Linked DNA regions of Mus musculus: region 2 is linked to region 1. The links are chromatin loops, found by intact Hi-C in ENCODE. Cell type or tissue: heart. All regions are shown on one strand.

The links. Hi-C counts contacts between places; a loop is a spot of excess contacts. Peaks named below come from ENCODE experiments on the same cell type or tissue, not always from the same donor. Only the 100,000 strongest peaks of a DNase experiment are listed, where the experiment ranks them.
Region 2: it touches region 1 in a loop (2.8-fold over the local background); 7 of 42 quality-filtered maps call a loop at or near these places.

What each region holds. Positions count from the first base shown.
Region 1 is chr10:18,315,942-18,323,941 of GRCm38, forward strand. It overlaps a transcript of Nhsl1 not described here. Among named protein-coding and RNA genes, the nearest start is that of Ccdc28a, 85 kb to the left of the region's middle. In heart, CTCF peaks have their summits at 2,611 and 3,408 (motif pointing left); DNase peaks (open chromatin) are centred at 2,700 and 3,330; H3K4me3 peaks cover 2,661 bases; H3K27ac peaks cover 1,743 bases.
Region 2 is chr10:18,525,724-18,533,723 of GRCm38, forward strand. It overlaps Nhsl1 (NHS-like 1), which reads left to right. Exons shown (of 7, transcript NM_173390.3): 5 at 1-1,319; 6 at 1,813-1,945; 7 at 5,545-8,000. The coding sequence ends at 6,250. Among named protein-coding and RNA genes, the nearest start is that of Hebp2, 16 kb to the right of the region's middle. In heart, CTCF peaks have their summits at 3,054 (motif pointing left) and 3,858 (motif pointing left); DNase peaks (open chromatin) are centred at 518 and 808; H3K27ac peaks cover 808 bases.

The sequences.
Region 1 (8,000 bases):
CACTTACACAGTGGCACACCCAGGCCTAAGTAATTCACTAAAAGAATTAAAATACCAATGTGGCATTCAGGCCCTGAGTTCACATTCAATCATTGATAAAAGGTGTGGGAGCTAGGTTCTAGTTCAGTGTTAGAAAATTTGCTTAGCATGATGGATGCCCTGGGTTTGATACTTAGCATGAAAAAAAAGAGTTGAGCTTGCTCCAGCTTTATTACAAAAGATATCACAAAAATATCTTTGCCCTCCTATTAATTTATGTGGGAGCACAGTTGGACTGTATTTTCAAATCATGGTACAAGACAACATGTTTAATTAAACTAAATAACAATGATTAATTTAGTTTCAGTGGAATTTAGAAAGTAAATGTTATATATAAGGGATTTGAAAAAAATAAAGATCTGTTACAACATAGTGACGATAGTCTTCCAATTTTCCAATTAAGAGAAGTGAGGCTAGAGATTTGGGTCATCGATAGAGCTCTGAAAAGCTCTGGGTTCAGTCCTAAGTACCACAGAGACAAAAGACAAAAAACAAAACAAAACAAAACAACAACAAAACCAACCAACCAAAACAAACAAAAAAATCAGAGCAAAACCCTAAACAGTCTTTCTCCAACCCCCCCCCCCCCCCCAGATAAACAAGTGGCCAATAAGCAAATGAAAAGATATCACTAGCTCTCAGGGAAATGCAAATCAAGACACAGCTGAAAGAATGGCTGTACTAATAAGAGATAATTACAAGTGTTAGTGAAGAGGTGGAACCTACCCTGGTAGTGCTGGTGGGAATGCAAAATGGTGCCACCGTCTGGAAACACAGCCGATAATTTCCCTAAGGCTAGACAGAGTTCCTATATGACCCTGAATTCTATTCCCAGGTTTGTATACCTGACAATGCATGCCCACACCAAAGCCTGGATATAACAGTCAATAAGCAGAAACCAAAGGCGTGAGATGTCTAGAATAAGCCAGTCTGTAAAAACCACAGAACTAAGTTGCATGTGACTAGTATGGGGTTGGTGTATAAAGAAAGCTGTGAGAAGTGACTAAACGTTTCAAATAGACGGTGGTATGGCGTTTGCTTGACCTTCAAAATACTAGAAAGCATGGACTAGTTCACTATAAGCAGGGATATCATGCTGGATAGATTTTTCATATTGTTTTGGAGCAGTCTCTCTGTACAGCTCAGTGGCCACTGGCCTGGAGGAATTCCTGATGCTTTTGTCTGATTACAGGTGTGTGCCACTGGTAGGTTGGCTTACATGGAAGTTTCAAGTGCTACTCATGGTCTCATGACGTCAGGGAGGAACCTATGGCTACATCACCCTTTCACTTCAGGACATTTCTTGAGGAAACAAACACTTTATACTGTTTATATGGTGCTTGATAAACGACAAGGTTTAAAAACAGCACTTGTTTCCTTTGCTTACCACCCTGCAAGGTGGTCCTACTAGGTGATCTGAGATCATTAATGTCATCTATTGTAAAACACCACCATCAACAGGACAAGCTGATGTAAAACAGGGGAAGACGGAAAAAGTTTGTCTACTAAGTTTTTTGTTTTTGTTTTGTTTTGTTTTGTTTTGTTTTTTTAAGACAGGGTTTTCTTTGTAGCTCTGGCTGTCTTGGAACTCATTCTATAGACCAGACTGGCTCGACCTTAGCCTCTCTCTGCTTCCTGAGAGCTGGCATTAAAGCCTGAGTCTCACTCCTTCCCACCTCATGAGTTTACTAGTTTCGTGCTTGCTTTGTTCCTGTCCGGCAGAGAGGCGAGCTAGCACCACTTTGGAGACTGATCCTAAGGTCAGAAAGCGGTACTGAAATGTGGGTCAACTTCACTATAGAAACCAAAGACGATGCTTTCTGAGCAAACACAGCAACGCGGCCAATGGGATTTTTAGCTTCGGGATATTGGACTCAGTCTCCTTAAATTCTTCTTAGCAGAAGGTTTGAGTTAGCTGGGTGTCTCGTGACTATGATCTTAAGGGCGTTTAGTTAAAACATTTTCCAGGCCCCGGATTTGGGGTTCTAGGTTCTGGTAACCTAACTCAACGGTTGAGGGATGGATGAAACAGGCAACTGTCTCTGAACTGTTCGCACCTGAGGAGCAGGAAAGCACTAAGGAGACACTAAGAAAAACTCTTGAAGCACTATGGTCACTATGGTTTTCGGAGGGTTTTTTGTTTGTTTGTTTGTTTGTTTTTGTTCCTCTGGACTCCCAGTTGACTACAGAACTCTTGGTCAGCGGGTGACTTATTGAGGTCTTCCACGAGGTCCACAAAAGCGTCCCAGAAGTCTTGAGAGCTTTGCAGGAGAGAGACCAGGGGGGCTCAGACGAGCCGCCCAGCGTTTCCAGGGAGGCAGGACGGAGCCTCAGCCGCCACCGCAGCAGCGCAGGTGAGCTGCCGAGTTCTTGGTTGGCCCCGCAGTCCGGCGCCTCTGCGACGCCCGCGCAGCGCCCCACTCGGGCCTGGGGTGCGGGCGGCGACTGGGCCCCGGCGCCCGGGGGCTCGGCTGGGGGCGTGGGCGGCGACCCGGAGCTCCGGGACTGCGCGGCCGCCCCAGCAGGGTGCGCTGGGGCGCCGGGCGGCCAACGGCCTGGGCGCAGGGCGCGGCGGGCGCGGGAGCCGCAGGTGGTTCCCAGCCGGCCTTTCTCCTCCCCCTTCCCTTTCTCCGGCCGCCCTCCCTCGCGCCCGTGGCGGCGGCACTTCCCCCGCTTCCTCCTCCCTCTCCAATCCAGAGGGAGGGAAGGAGCCGAGGCGCTTTCCTGCCTGCAAACTTCAGCGGGGCCCGCCGCGGCCGCCCGGGAGCTGCTCCGGGAACTTTCTCGGCCGCGCTGCTCCAGAGCCCCGGAGGAGGCAAGCAGCCGCGCGGCACCGGGTTAGGGTCTCCGCGCGGTCCCTGCGCCTCCTCGCCGCCCGGCCTCGTCCCCGCGGCAGCTGCCCCGGGACCCTCCTTTGTGTTGGATGCGGACCCGCGCCCATCGTCCCCGGGGCCCGGCGTGAACTCCGTGATCGCCGGTCCGCCGGCACCCCGCGTGCCCAGCCATGCCCTTCCACCAACGAAGCGTAGAGCCCGCACGGCTGCGCCGGCCCGACGAGGCGGCACTGGCTCGGGCTGGGGACCCGCCGCTCTTCCGCTCGCTGGAGCAGGTCAGCTCGCACACCCTGGTCTGCCTGCTCGCCCAGCTGGCCGACCTGTCGCGCTGCGCTGGGGACATTTTCGGGGAGCTCGAGGGCCAGGCGGCTGCGCTGGGTCACCGCACCGCCGAGTTGCACCGTCGCCTGGACGCCCTGCACGCCGCCGCCGCGCGTCTGGACCACCGGCGAGTGAAAATCCGTGAGTGGCTGGTGGCCCCGGGGAGGGCACCGCGGCACAGAGGCGCTCGGCCAGCTGCTGCCTCCCGCCCCCTGGCGGCCCAGGCTCAGCTTTCTGACCTCCTCGGGAGCCCACGGGTGTCGGTGGCTCGGGTGGGGAGGCAGTCCAGGTAGCAATATACGTGTGATGAGCCCCGATTCTGGCCTCCAAAAAACTGACTTGGAGTGGGCGCAGAGTGTGGCTTTTGGGAGTGCCATTCCTCTGCTCTGTCAGTGGGAAACTGACGAGCAGCAACAGCTATGGCACAAGTGATGGTGTCCTGTCGAAGTCATTACTATTGCTATGTGCTAAAACACACAGCTTTTAAGCGGTGGACACCTCACACTTGAGGATCAGTTTGTGGACAATCTCTGGGGACCAAGCGAGGATTGCAGCAGCTTGTCACAGCTGCGCAACACCCCACCCCCCGCGCCCCCCGCAGGTATTGTACCTGTGGCATTACCTTCCAAAGAAAGCACACAAACTTGAGGTTTTTACTTTTAGCCTTGAATTTTGTTTCCTTTTCCAGAGTGGCCACTGGTTCTTTGTTATTCAGAGGACCTTGACCTTGAGCTGGGACTCTGTCTTTGGCCCTCTTCAACCCCCCAGATTAAGTCTATGTCTTGACATTGTAATCTCCAAGTGCCCATCTCTTTTCAGCAGCTTTAACTGGCTCTGATGAATGAAGGGACTGGAATTTCCTGCTGGCCTAAACTAAGAAACTTTCAGTGTGATGCCTGGGTGGTTTCTCCCTTTCCAGTAGGTGAACTTGTTCATGCTACTTAGTGCAAAGAGTAAATTGGGGATGGCTGATGGATTGCCGGGTGGGAGGGGAGATACTGGTATAACAGCCCACGCCTAGGTTTCAGCAGCTCTGCATGAAAAATGGCCCGACTTAGAATCACTTCATACGTGTGTAATCCGGAGTAGCTTGTTTTCCAGCTTGAAAACCCAAGTCACGTTTAACCATCTCGAAGCTTAGGAGTTCGAATTTTCACAAATTTGAATCTACTACTTACATATGCCGCTGTAATGTGTTTCCTAAGTTGTGCATTTCTGGTTATGCTAAAACACACAGCTTTTAAGTGGTGGACAGCTTTCAACCCAGGAGAGTGGGAGGGGATGAGAAGGGGCGTGGAGTCAAAATGACCTAATAATTTGTACGGAACATAATCAGAATCTATTTAGTTCATGTGAACGATGACCTCATGCATAGGATGTGCTGTCCTAGGGGACCTTCACTGTAAACCTGGCAGTCCTGTTTGTTTCTGTGCCTTTTTGTGTTGGGTGTGTGCACCTGGGTGAGTGAGACTGTCATCCCTGACGTGCAGTGTGGTGAGGCCGCTCTAACTACTGGGTGAAGAACTCTAAGGGAAGTAAACAAAACAAAACAAAGAGAACACATTCTAGTTACATGGAATGGAGTGTTGCCCCATTCTGTAATTGCAGAACAAGGCCAATTACAATTTTAAGATAACCTGTAGAAAAATAAACAATATTCCTTGATGTTAAAACTCTTTCCTTGCTGGCTGGAGAGATGGCTCAGAGGTTAAGGACACTAGCTGCTCTCTTCTAGAGGGCCCTGGTTCAATTCCCAGCATCACCATTGCAGATCATGGCTCCCTGTAAGTCCAGTTGCTAGGGGATCCAACACCCCATACAGACATACACACAGGCAAAACACCAGCACATAAAGTAAAAATAAACTGAGGAAAGAGACCGCTTATTTTGCTAGTTTTGCTTTGCATTTGAATATATTTCCTCCTCTACCTCCTCCTTTTAGATGGAGACTCATATAGTCATGACTGGTCTTGAACTTGCTATATAGCTAAGGTGGGCCTTGAACTCCATATCATCTTGCCTCCAACTTCCAAGTGCTGCTACATGCAAATGACATCACCTCCTGCTCACTTTCCTTTCTTTGAATATGTGTATTCCAATAAACAATACTGCCCAGCAGCTCCCTGAATTCTCTCTAAAGTTGTTTTTGAAGCGACTGAAATAATTCTCTTCAAAGTTTTCACAGGCATGTCATTTCAAGTGGCTTTAATTTTATACCAGTAATCCTGGTTCATCATTTTCATATAATCATGAAAGCTTTTATCAAAAGTAATTATGCCTAGATCATAGGTGTGCATACAGAGAAAAAGATGAGTTATTAAACACATTATTAGGTTTGGTCCCATTTTTGCACGCAACTCTTTTTGTGTGCTAAGAGCCTATATATTCATATAATAAAAACCCTATATATTTATCCTATTTAGCATCTGCAGGATTCTTTTAAAGCAATGCCTTGTCTACCATAGTGGCTCATATCCACAGTCCCAGCATGTGGAAGGTGCCTAGCCTTGAACTCACAGTGCTAGGACTGAAGGTACCACTGTGCCTGACGTGTTGATCTTTTATAAGCAGGTCTTCAAAGTTACATCCTTCATTCATGAACCTTCGTATTGAGAATTGACTGTAAATTGACTAATTTCATGAACTCATAACCAGAGGAGTAGTCAAAGCCAAAAGACTTGAAGTGATTTGTCTAGGCTGAGGGCTGGCGCACAGACCTTTGATTGCCTCCCTTGCTGTCCATTGCTTATGTGTGTAGCTTCACTGTAGGAGTGTTTAGAGATAGGGATCGAAGTGTAGACACATGCTGGGAACTGTCAGAGGGCTGCCTGAGAACCTTAATTTCATCTCTCTGGTAAGATATACCTGTTAATGAGTCTCCAGCAGCACATGCACGAGAGGGGGCCAGGATCCAGTTCTTATTTCACTCATGACTGCCCATAACCACCACATGTAAGGTTGCACCACACGTACCGGTGGTAACCTGAAAAACAACACTTAGTCCTGTGGGCCAGTCCTACTGGTTTCAAGGATCACGAGGAATATTTCTTCAGGCTTGCCATCTTCCAAATATCATAGGTGGGGGGAGTCCTACAAAACCTGTCTTAAGTTAGCAAAAACACGTCCCTGTTTATCCATGTCTTGTGAGGACTCTGAGGCTATACCTGATGATCCCATGTTGTGGAAAGTGGTCCAGGATGGACTTTGTGATGGTTATTCTTGGTTGTCACTTTGACTACATCTGGAATTAACTTAAACTCAAGCTTCTGGGTACACCTGTGAAAGGTTTTTTTTGGTGGGAAGATCCACCTTTAATCTGGGCCACACTGTCTCGCGGCAGCCTATATAAAGGATGTGGAAGAAGGAAGCTCGTACTCTTGCCTGCTTGCGCTCACTCTTGCTGGCATGGCACGTTTCTTCACTGGCATTAAAGCCTACTTCTTTGGGATTCCAGTGTATACTGAAGACCAGCAGAGACATCTAGTCTCATGGACTGAACAACTACTGGATTCCTGGATTTTCTGTTGCTACACAGCTATTGTTGGAATAGCTGGAACACAGACTACAGGCCTCTCTAATAAATCATATATATGTGTGTGTATATATATATATATGTATATATATATATGTAGTCATGTATACACATATATGAAACACACACACGCATCCAGTAGTTGTTCAGTCCACAAGGCTGGATGTCTCAGCGGGTATCATATATATATGTATCTCTGTGTGTGTGTATGTATGTATGTATGTATGTACATCGATTCTGTCACTTGTTTCTCTAAGAGCCCTGACTAAGTGTACTGATCTTAAGTGTACTGCATTTACAGCGACTGAATGTGACTCTTTGACACATGCTTTCCTCAGCCAGACTGCAAGCTACTTGAGGTTAGGGATGGCAGCACATCTGTTATTATAGAGCTCAGTACAGTGACTGGATATTATCACATGTATACTATAACATTGTGTGTGTGTGTGTGTGTGTGTGTGTGTGTGTGTGTGTGTGCGCATGCGCATATACACTCTCGGATGTGCACACACCATGACACATGGAAGTCAGAGGAAACTTACTGAAGTGTTTTCTCCTTCCCCCTTGTGGGATCCAGGGGTCAACTCAAGCTGTCAGGGTTGGTGGCAAGTGCCTTTATCCACTGAATCATCTCACCGGACCTGTTTCTGTGCAAGTAGAACTTGATTAATTTTGCTGCTGACTAAATAAGGCTACATTGAAAATTGTGACAAGGGGCAGAAGTGTGAATAGCTGTGTCTGGGCTCTGTTAACAAGCAAGAGCCTTCGCTCTGCAGAGACGGGCAGATTCTCACTGGCATGGCTATGTTTGGTTTTTAAGGTCTGTGGGCGTGCTCCCTCACCCTCAGTACTTGGGATCTGACTAGGGCATATTAGGAAATGCTCTAATTTTAAATCTGAAGGTTGTCTATGGCCTTGACTCACATTATGGCCCAGGCAGCCTTTGAACTCAGTATTTTGCTTCTACCTCCAAGTAGCTAGAACTATAGACCCGTGGCTTGGCCTTACAGCTAATTTTATTGAGACACAATTCCTAGATCCAGCCATTCTCAGTGTAGGGGCCAGTGACTTCTAGTGTATTCAGACATGAGAAACATGACCACAGCCTATTTGCATGGCCCCCCACATCCCGGGAGTCAGTCTCCCTTTCTTCTTGACCTTCCTACCTCCAGGTCACTGGGAGTCTCCTTTCTGCCTCTGTGGATTTAACTGTTCTGAACATTCCAGACAAGTGGACTCATGCCGGCTGTGGGCTTTGTACTTCCTTTACCAAG
Region 2 (8,000 bases), 210 kb after region 1:
AAATGGAAAGGGGAAGGCCAAGCCCAAGGTACCAGAAAGAAAATCGTCTCTGATCTCTTCTATGTCCATCTCATCATCGTCCACTTCTCTCTCTTCTAATACTTCTACCGAAGGAAGTGGGACCATGAAGAAACTGGATACAACCCTGGCCTCGGCCCTTGCCCCTCCCCCTCCTCCTCTTCCCCCTCTGCCTTCTCCGTGTCTGGCAGACAAGTCCCCTTTTCTTCCACCACCTCCTCCTCTAGCAGATTGCTCCGAGGGCTCTCCTCTGCCGCCCTCTCCCATGTTCCCCCCTCCACCACCAGAAGCCCTTGTTCCCTTCTGCTCCCCCACCGACGGGTGCCTTTCTCCTTCTCCCACAGCAGTTAGCCCCTCTCTTCCAAGATCCTTGCCTCCTGTGCCAGCACCTCCACCTTTCTTGCCCTCATCAGAACCCCCGCCCGCTCCGCCTCTGGACCCCAAACTCATGAAAGAAAACAGGCCCTTTTTCAAAAACTCTAGCCAGTCCGAATCCTCTAGGGAGGCCCTCAGGCGGCCTGCCAACAAGGAGGAGGGCTGCCGACCCCCCATGCCCCTGATCACCACAGAAGCTTTGCAGATGGTGCAGTTGAGGCCAGTGAGGAAGAACTCAGGTGCCGGGGCAGTCCTGTTTTCTGAACCATCAGCTCAGGAACAACGAACTCCGACTGCTCCACAGTATCACTTAAAGCCATCTGCTTTCCTCAAATCCCGAAATAGCATAAATGAAATGGAGAGTGAAAGCCAGGCTGCCTCTGTGACGAGCTCGCTTCCGATGCCTGCCAAGAGCCAGAGTCAGGGTGACCATGACAGTGCAGTAGAGCGTGGCGGCCTTCCGAGCTGCAGCGATGGAGCTCCAGGCCCGGGTCCCAGCCTCAGGACCACTCTGCTCCCAGACTCTTCACCCAGCAGGAAGCCACCCCCCATCTCTAAGAAGCCCAAACTGTTCCTGGTGGTACCACCTCCGCAGAGAGATTTCACAGCGGAGCCCACAGAGAACGGGAGCGAAGCTTTCCCAGGCGTGCCCAGCCCTACCAGGGCAGAGGGGGAAGCTGTGCGGAGCCAAGAGGAGAAATCCAGCCCAGCATCCCGAGCTGGCTCTCATGCTACGGCCCCCACCCCCGGCAGTCCGGCTCTAGAACCGGGAACTGCAGGGTCCTTATCCTCTAGCATTGTGGAAGCCAATGTCCCCATGGTCCAACCTAATACATCACCGGGCCCCACACAGGAAGAGTCAGGCGAGAACAGTGTGGATGGTGAGAGAAATGCGAAGAGCTGCCTGTCTCAACAGGGCAGAGAAGGTAAGGCCGGCTGCTTTCTACTGCACTCTTCTGATCTTCTGGAGATGAGCCAAATAGGGCTACTGAGCTCTTTTGCAACCAGGTGAAGCAGCCTAGACTTCGGCAAAAGCCGGCAGTGTGTGGGCTTCTTACACCTCATTACCCAAGCTGCTTTGTGAGCATTTTAAAAACTAAGAGAAGAGAGGGAAAGAGAGGGGTGGGGGTGGAGGTGCTGGGAGGTCTGAGGCAGGCTGGGTATTCAGTAGCAGGAGAAACGCTCTTAAACAAATTTAAGAGCAATTTAGTCCAAAGTCTGTAGCAGGAAATAGCCCTGGCTGTCAGGCTAGCGAGTATCATTTCTACCTCAGGAAGAACTCAAACTACAGAGCCACGGGGCTTCGCCATGGTTCTCACACTGTCGGAAATGGCAGCAAAGTGGCATATTTCAGAGCCGGGCAAGGGACTGAAGTGCTAGTCACAGCGTCTAATGTTTGCCTGCCTTTCTTCTCTCTAGCTGGCTTGCTGGAACCCAACACAGCTGCTTCCTCTTCAGACCCCGTGGATGTATCTAAGGAAGAGGGAAGCGATGAGGTGCTGACTCCGACTAAACCCAGGACAACAGAAGACCTGTTTGCAGCCATTCACAGGTATCCCAAACTTTTGTCATATTTTAATATACTTTATAATTTCTTCTTTCTGGACGGGCTCCTCTGTTTGCATGAGGTTTTGTCTGTTGGCTAGCCACGGTTCGTTTAACAGTACTCAGTTTAAAGTGTCGTTCTTATACATTAATTACTTTTTAAAGTTTGATTTCTGTTTTACTTTGTTCCATTGATTCTGTGCTGACATCGAGGGCAGAATGTGATACCTTCTGGTAGACGCAGCTGTGGCTGGCAAGGCACCTAGTGTGCCAGTCATGTGACTGAGTGTTTACAAGATTTGGAACCGGTCTGGGGTGAGGAATGCTGAGTTCTGTGACTTACTGTACATAGACTAGCTCTACAGAGCCACCTTCCTAAGGGTGCTTCAGTTGATTTATTTATTGTTACTTTTTTGTTGTCTGTTTAGAAAAGCCATGATTTCATAGTGCTTTTTGTTGCCTCCTTCAAGACTTTGTTTCCTTTCTGTTTCTTGTCCCCCGACTCTTCTCAGATCTACTCCTATCCAACTTTATGCTTGCGCTCTCTCTCTCTCTGTCTCTCTGTCTCTCTCTGTCTCTCTCTCTCAAATGAAAATTAAAAGCCACTAGAAACCATGGAATACAATCTGTGTTGGCCGGCTCACCTAGCTGCTTCCCTGGAAAGTGATTTGAAATACCCAGTAGCACTCCCTTGAAAAAAACTGACTTTTCCTCTCCCAGTAGTTATCATTTGTGAGTAGCTTCTTGCTGAGGGCTGGGACTCTGCCCTCACTTTGCTCCTTTCTGCTGGGATTTTATCTAGCTTGCGCTTATTCAGGTCTTTTATAGGCTGTGCGTTCATTCCTATGTCTATCCCACCATGTCCAGGAAAATGCTATTTCCCCTGAAGTTGGCTACCACCTCTGGCGTCTGGCTCTAACCGTCTTTTCACCCACTACTTCTATATCCCAGAGCTTTGCTGGTAAGGATGCAAGGCTGAGCCATCCAGTGTCTCCCAAGGAATAATTTTTCTTTGGCAGGAGGAAAAAAAAAAGCGGGGGTGGGGTGGGGTAGGGGAAAAATCTTTAAATTTGTTGCTGTATACCTCTAGCGCCATCTGCTGGCTTTAAAAAGACCAGTTACTTTGTCAAAGGGAACTGCTTGTTACCTGGTAACAACTGATGGTTGATTACCTTAGAGTTTAACTGATTTAGTAATTCAGCTTTGCTTATTACATTGCTTGGCCGTATCCAGATGAGTGCACCCCTACCCCACAGAGGCAATATAGTAGAAAATGATAAGATTCAGATGTGTGCAAGTACTTTAAGAACCAGTGTTGTGTAAGGGAACCCCTAGCTGCTTACAAATCCTTACTACCAGGCTTTCAGATAACGCCTGCGAATATTTCTCTGCCATTAAGACTTTGTTTTGACTCAAGTGACTGTCCTTCATTTCCCTTCTGAGACCACGTACTCTATAAATCATTGGATTCCCTGAATAAGTAATCCATGTTAGCCAGCTCTCAAATTCTGGTGCGTCTGAGTTTAAGTGAAAAGGCCGTTGAGTGTGGTAGAAGAAACCCCCATCCTCACCTAACTATGTGCAACACAGGAACATCTAATGTGGGGCAAACCACGCTGGAATGGGCGTTAGACATTGAGTTGACAGACAATGGTGTGCAGGTTTCTCTCCTCTTGGCTTTGTTTGACCTGTTGCCTGCAGTATTGGTCTAAAAGGCCCAAAAGTCCAAACCTGTTGCCTCACTGGTTTCTTTGATCTCATTAGAAACAGAAAGAGTGGGGCTGGAGAGATGGCTCAGTGGTTAGGAGCACTGACTGCTCTTCCAGAGGTTCTGAGTTCAATTCCCAGCAACCACGTGGTGTCTCACAACAGAGGGATCTGATGCCCTCTTCTGGTGTGTCTAAAGACAGCTACAGTGCACTCATATAAGATAAATAAATAGACAGATCGATAGATAGATAGATAAATAAATATCTTTAAAAAAAGAAAAAGAGAGCTAGCTATCTGGTTCTTTCTTAAAACAAGGAAGTGAGAAATGGGTCTTTTGAAAACAAGCAAATAAAGTCACATTGTAGAGATTTACACCGATGTTCCTAACTGTAGCTGTGCTGGACACATTATAAACACTCAATAAATAGTTTCTGAATTAAATGAAACTAATTGGAACTTAACTGTCCTGAAATTCTTTTGAGACTTTAATGTCTTTCATTTAGCATGGAATGCACCAAGTTTCTAAATATACAGGAATCTGTATTTATAATCACAAGCCACAGAGAAGTGTGTTGCCAAGTTGCTGTGTGTACTAAATACTCTGTTGTAAGGGAACCCAACTGTTGCAAAGCCATGGTTACTGCAAATTTTTGTCTAAAAATACACCAAAGGGCTCTTCTATATTTTATTTTGGCAACCTTCAGAAGGCATTAAAGAATGTGTGGTTTCTGCTAGAGAGACAATGCCATCTCTTACAGATACAGAAATCATTCAGTCTATTACTCTCTGTACACATGGGAAAATTAGAGGCCAAGTAGCCTTAGGAATGGATTGAAAAGAAAAAGCTCAGATACATGCTAATTTCTGTTGTGGCATCAATACTGACTTAGCAGATGTAATCAGAGTCCATCTGAATTCTGGATCCTTACCTGCAGCACTGGCACTCGTGATGTAAAATACAGACGATCCAAACTGAAGCGTAGCTTTCGGAGTTCTAAAATAATGCAAATTAATTCTCTTCAGATTTAAAGCCAGATGGAAAGTGTAGAACACCAGTTGAGGTGTGAAATTTTTATATTTATTGAAGTGATTAGACTTTAAGCCATTGTTAACTATTTAAATGCCATCTTTAGAAACACACACACATACACAGAGAGAGAGAGAGAGAGACTACATGCAGAGATATCAGAAGTTCAAATTTAGTTTATTTTGTAAGCAGCAACTGCCCCCTGAGAATACCAGTTTTGTTTTCCTTTTGTTTTGTGTGTATGTTTTTTTAACTTGCCATTTCTTTTAGTTCTTTTTTTTTAAGATTTATTAATTTATTATATGTAAGTACACTGTAGCTGTCTTCAGAAAATCCAGAAGAGAGTGTCTGATCTCGTTATGGATGGTTGTGAGCCACCATGTAGTTGCTGGGATTTGAACTCAGGACCTTCAGAAGAGCAGTTGGTGCTCTTAACTACTGAGCTATCTCTTCAACCCCCTCTTTTAGTTCTATATCTACAATTAAATGCCCTAAATGTTACAGAGCATCGCTGTGCCTTTTTGTGCCTGAGCACAATCAAAACATTTTACCACAGGCTTGTGGTCCTTGGCTGAAATACCTAAAAGACCGAGAGGAGCAGAGTTGCTCTGGAAGGTAGTCATTCATTTCTCTTGTTGAACTTTGAGTAGGACAGTTGAAGAAAAATACTTTTGGCCACATTCTGCTGTCATGGGGAATCTAGTGCTCTGTCTTTAGAAGTAAATAATATCAGAGAAGCTCTTGGGCTCGTCTTTAATGATGGTGTGTGTGTGTGTGTGTGTGTGTGTGTGTGTTCAGGAAGTGGTCACAGGAAGATGACAGCAAGGTTGCCAAGGACTGACTGTTATTTTAATTTTGTTTTATTTCAGATCTAAAAGGAAAGTCCTTGGCCGGAAAGACTCAGAAGACGATCACACTCGAAATCACTCTCCCTCCCCGCCTGTGACACCCACGAGTGCTGCCCCTAACCTGGCCTCTCCAAAGCAAGTAGGGTCTATCCAGAGAAGCATAAAAAAGAGCACTACCAGCAGTGACAACTTCAAAGCTCTGCTGCTAAAGAAGGGGAGTCGCTCGGACACCAGCGCTCGCATGTCAGCGGCTGAGATGCTCAAGTCTACGGACCCTCGCTTCCAGAGATCTAGGTCGGAGCCTTCGGCAGACAGCCCGGACAGCCCATCCAGCTGCTCCCCCAACAAGAACAGGAGAGCTCAGGAAGAGTGGGCCAAGAACGAAGGCCTGATGCCTCGGAGTCTGTCCTTTTCGGGCCCTCGGTACAGCCGCAGCAGGACGCCACCCTCTGCGGCCAGCAGCAGGTACAGCATGCGGAACCGCATCCAGAGCAGCCCCATGACCGTCATCTCCGAGGGAGAGGGAGAACCTGCTGAGCCAGCGGACAACAAAGCACGCAGGGCCCTGGATGCTACCAGGGTGTGCTCTCTGGACAGACTGACGGGTCAGGAGATGGACCAGGCCAGCCTCCTCTGTAGCGAGGAGCCTGCCTCTGTGGATGGGATAGGAAGGGCTGAGGGCAACGGTCCCTCGGAGCAGTGTGGGGGTACGGAACAGAAGAGTTAGTATCAGAGCCTGCCTCTCATGAGTGAGGCAGGAAGGTGAGCTGTGCATCACTCTAGGAAGTCTCTGTGGCCTTTTCCTGGCTTGTGGGGACCCCACTCAGCATTGGTGTTGGGGAGGTCTCGGCCTTTCGGGTCTCTTAGGACTCACTCGCCGTGTGGCTTAAAAGCAAGTAGAAGCTTCAACTTCTGAAAGTGCTTCCTGGGGAAGATGGTTTGCTTTTGTTGTTTTGTTTTGTTTTTCCCAAAATGCTGGGTGTGTGTATATGTGTGAATTTTGAGTACTTCATTCTAACAAATACACACACTAACGTTACGTATAGAAATAGGAGAAAAGGTCAGAGTTCAGGTAGGGTAATGGAGTCCACTAGACCAGGGTGATAAGTGGTTTCAGCGCATTACGGGTGTGGGAATGTGTAAGTTCACGAAGAGACTGGAAGCCGTTAGTGGGCTGGTTCTAAGTATAGAACATGTCTGTGTGTGCACTTACTCAAGACACACGGGAAACCAGGAAGGGGCTGGGAAGTGGCTAAGCAACTCATTGGTTCAGGTACTTTAGGGGGCGGGGAGGCCTTGGTGCAGCTGCCGCCTCCTCCTCCTCCCCCTCCTCCTCCGCTTGTAAAAATTACACAAATGGAAGTGGCAAGGCTGTGTCCTGTGCCTACTGCATACATTTCTAGCCTTGGTGTCAGAAGCATGGGTGGGTTTTTAGTTTGTTGGCTTTTTTTTTTTTTTTAAATGAATTCCTTCCTGGAGTTGTTAATGAAGAATGAAGGAAGAGAGGCATCGTGAGAGAAGGGTAGGGGAGTGATTAATACTGCTGGATTTGTTTCCTGCTTATTAAATAAAATATTTTCACAATTAAATCAGAAAACATGCACTGTAGAATTATAGGTGAAGCTTTTCTTTTAAAGAGTCGTTTTGTTTTACAATCAGAGTTTTAACTTCCATGTGACAGTTTGTCACTTGAAATGTGACACCTGGCATTTTCTAACTTTTGGCTATACCAAAGAAAAATAATATGGCTATTTTTCACCCCTGAACTGCTTACAGCATCTTGTTTTAATTTAGAAGGGTTTACCAAAATCTATTATATATTATCTCCCTTTGAAGAAAACGGTGACTCTAGTCAGTGACAGAAATTGCTGAAAATCGGTAGGGCATGGCTATGAACTAGCCCTGGGAAATGAGTTTTTAGATTAAAAAGATTTTTTTTTCTTTTGCACAGCCTGGTTTGTATGATTTTATATTTGTTTATGAGTTGAGTTGCTGAGTCCCTTCGAGGCTCCTCCCATCAGAATTGCAAATGTGCTTTAGAACCGGGATTAGAGTGTACAACCGTATTTATTTTAATATCACCTCCTTGGGCTCCTTGCCCACTCCCAGGTTCCGTGTATCCAGCCGAAGCGCACGCTACCTTAGTCTCCCAGTGGCTACACTGACCTTCTAAAGCTGCTGGCAGTGGCCATTGACAATGTGTGACAGTGTCTGGAAGTCAAGCCACACAAGCCAAAGCATCCAAGACTTCTTCCACAGAACCTTTGATAGCCATTTCAGATACATCTCTGAGGAGAGAATCTAGCAAACAAAGCACGCCTCACAGCCGCAAATGATGACCTGACATGTGGCCTCAGAGATTTGTTTTTTTTTTTTTCCTAAATCCGCTGTGTCACTTTTCAACTGTGTGGGCACACAGATCATCTCCTGTAAATCTTAGGCCATGTTGACATTTGAATACCTAAAAAAGATTAGAA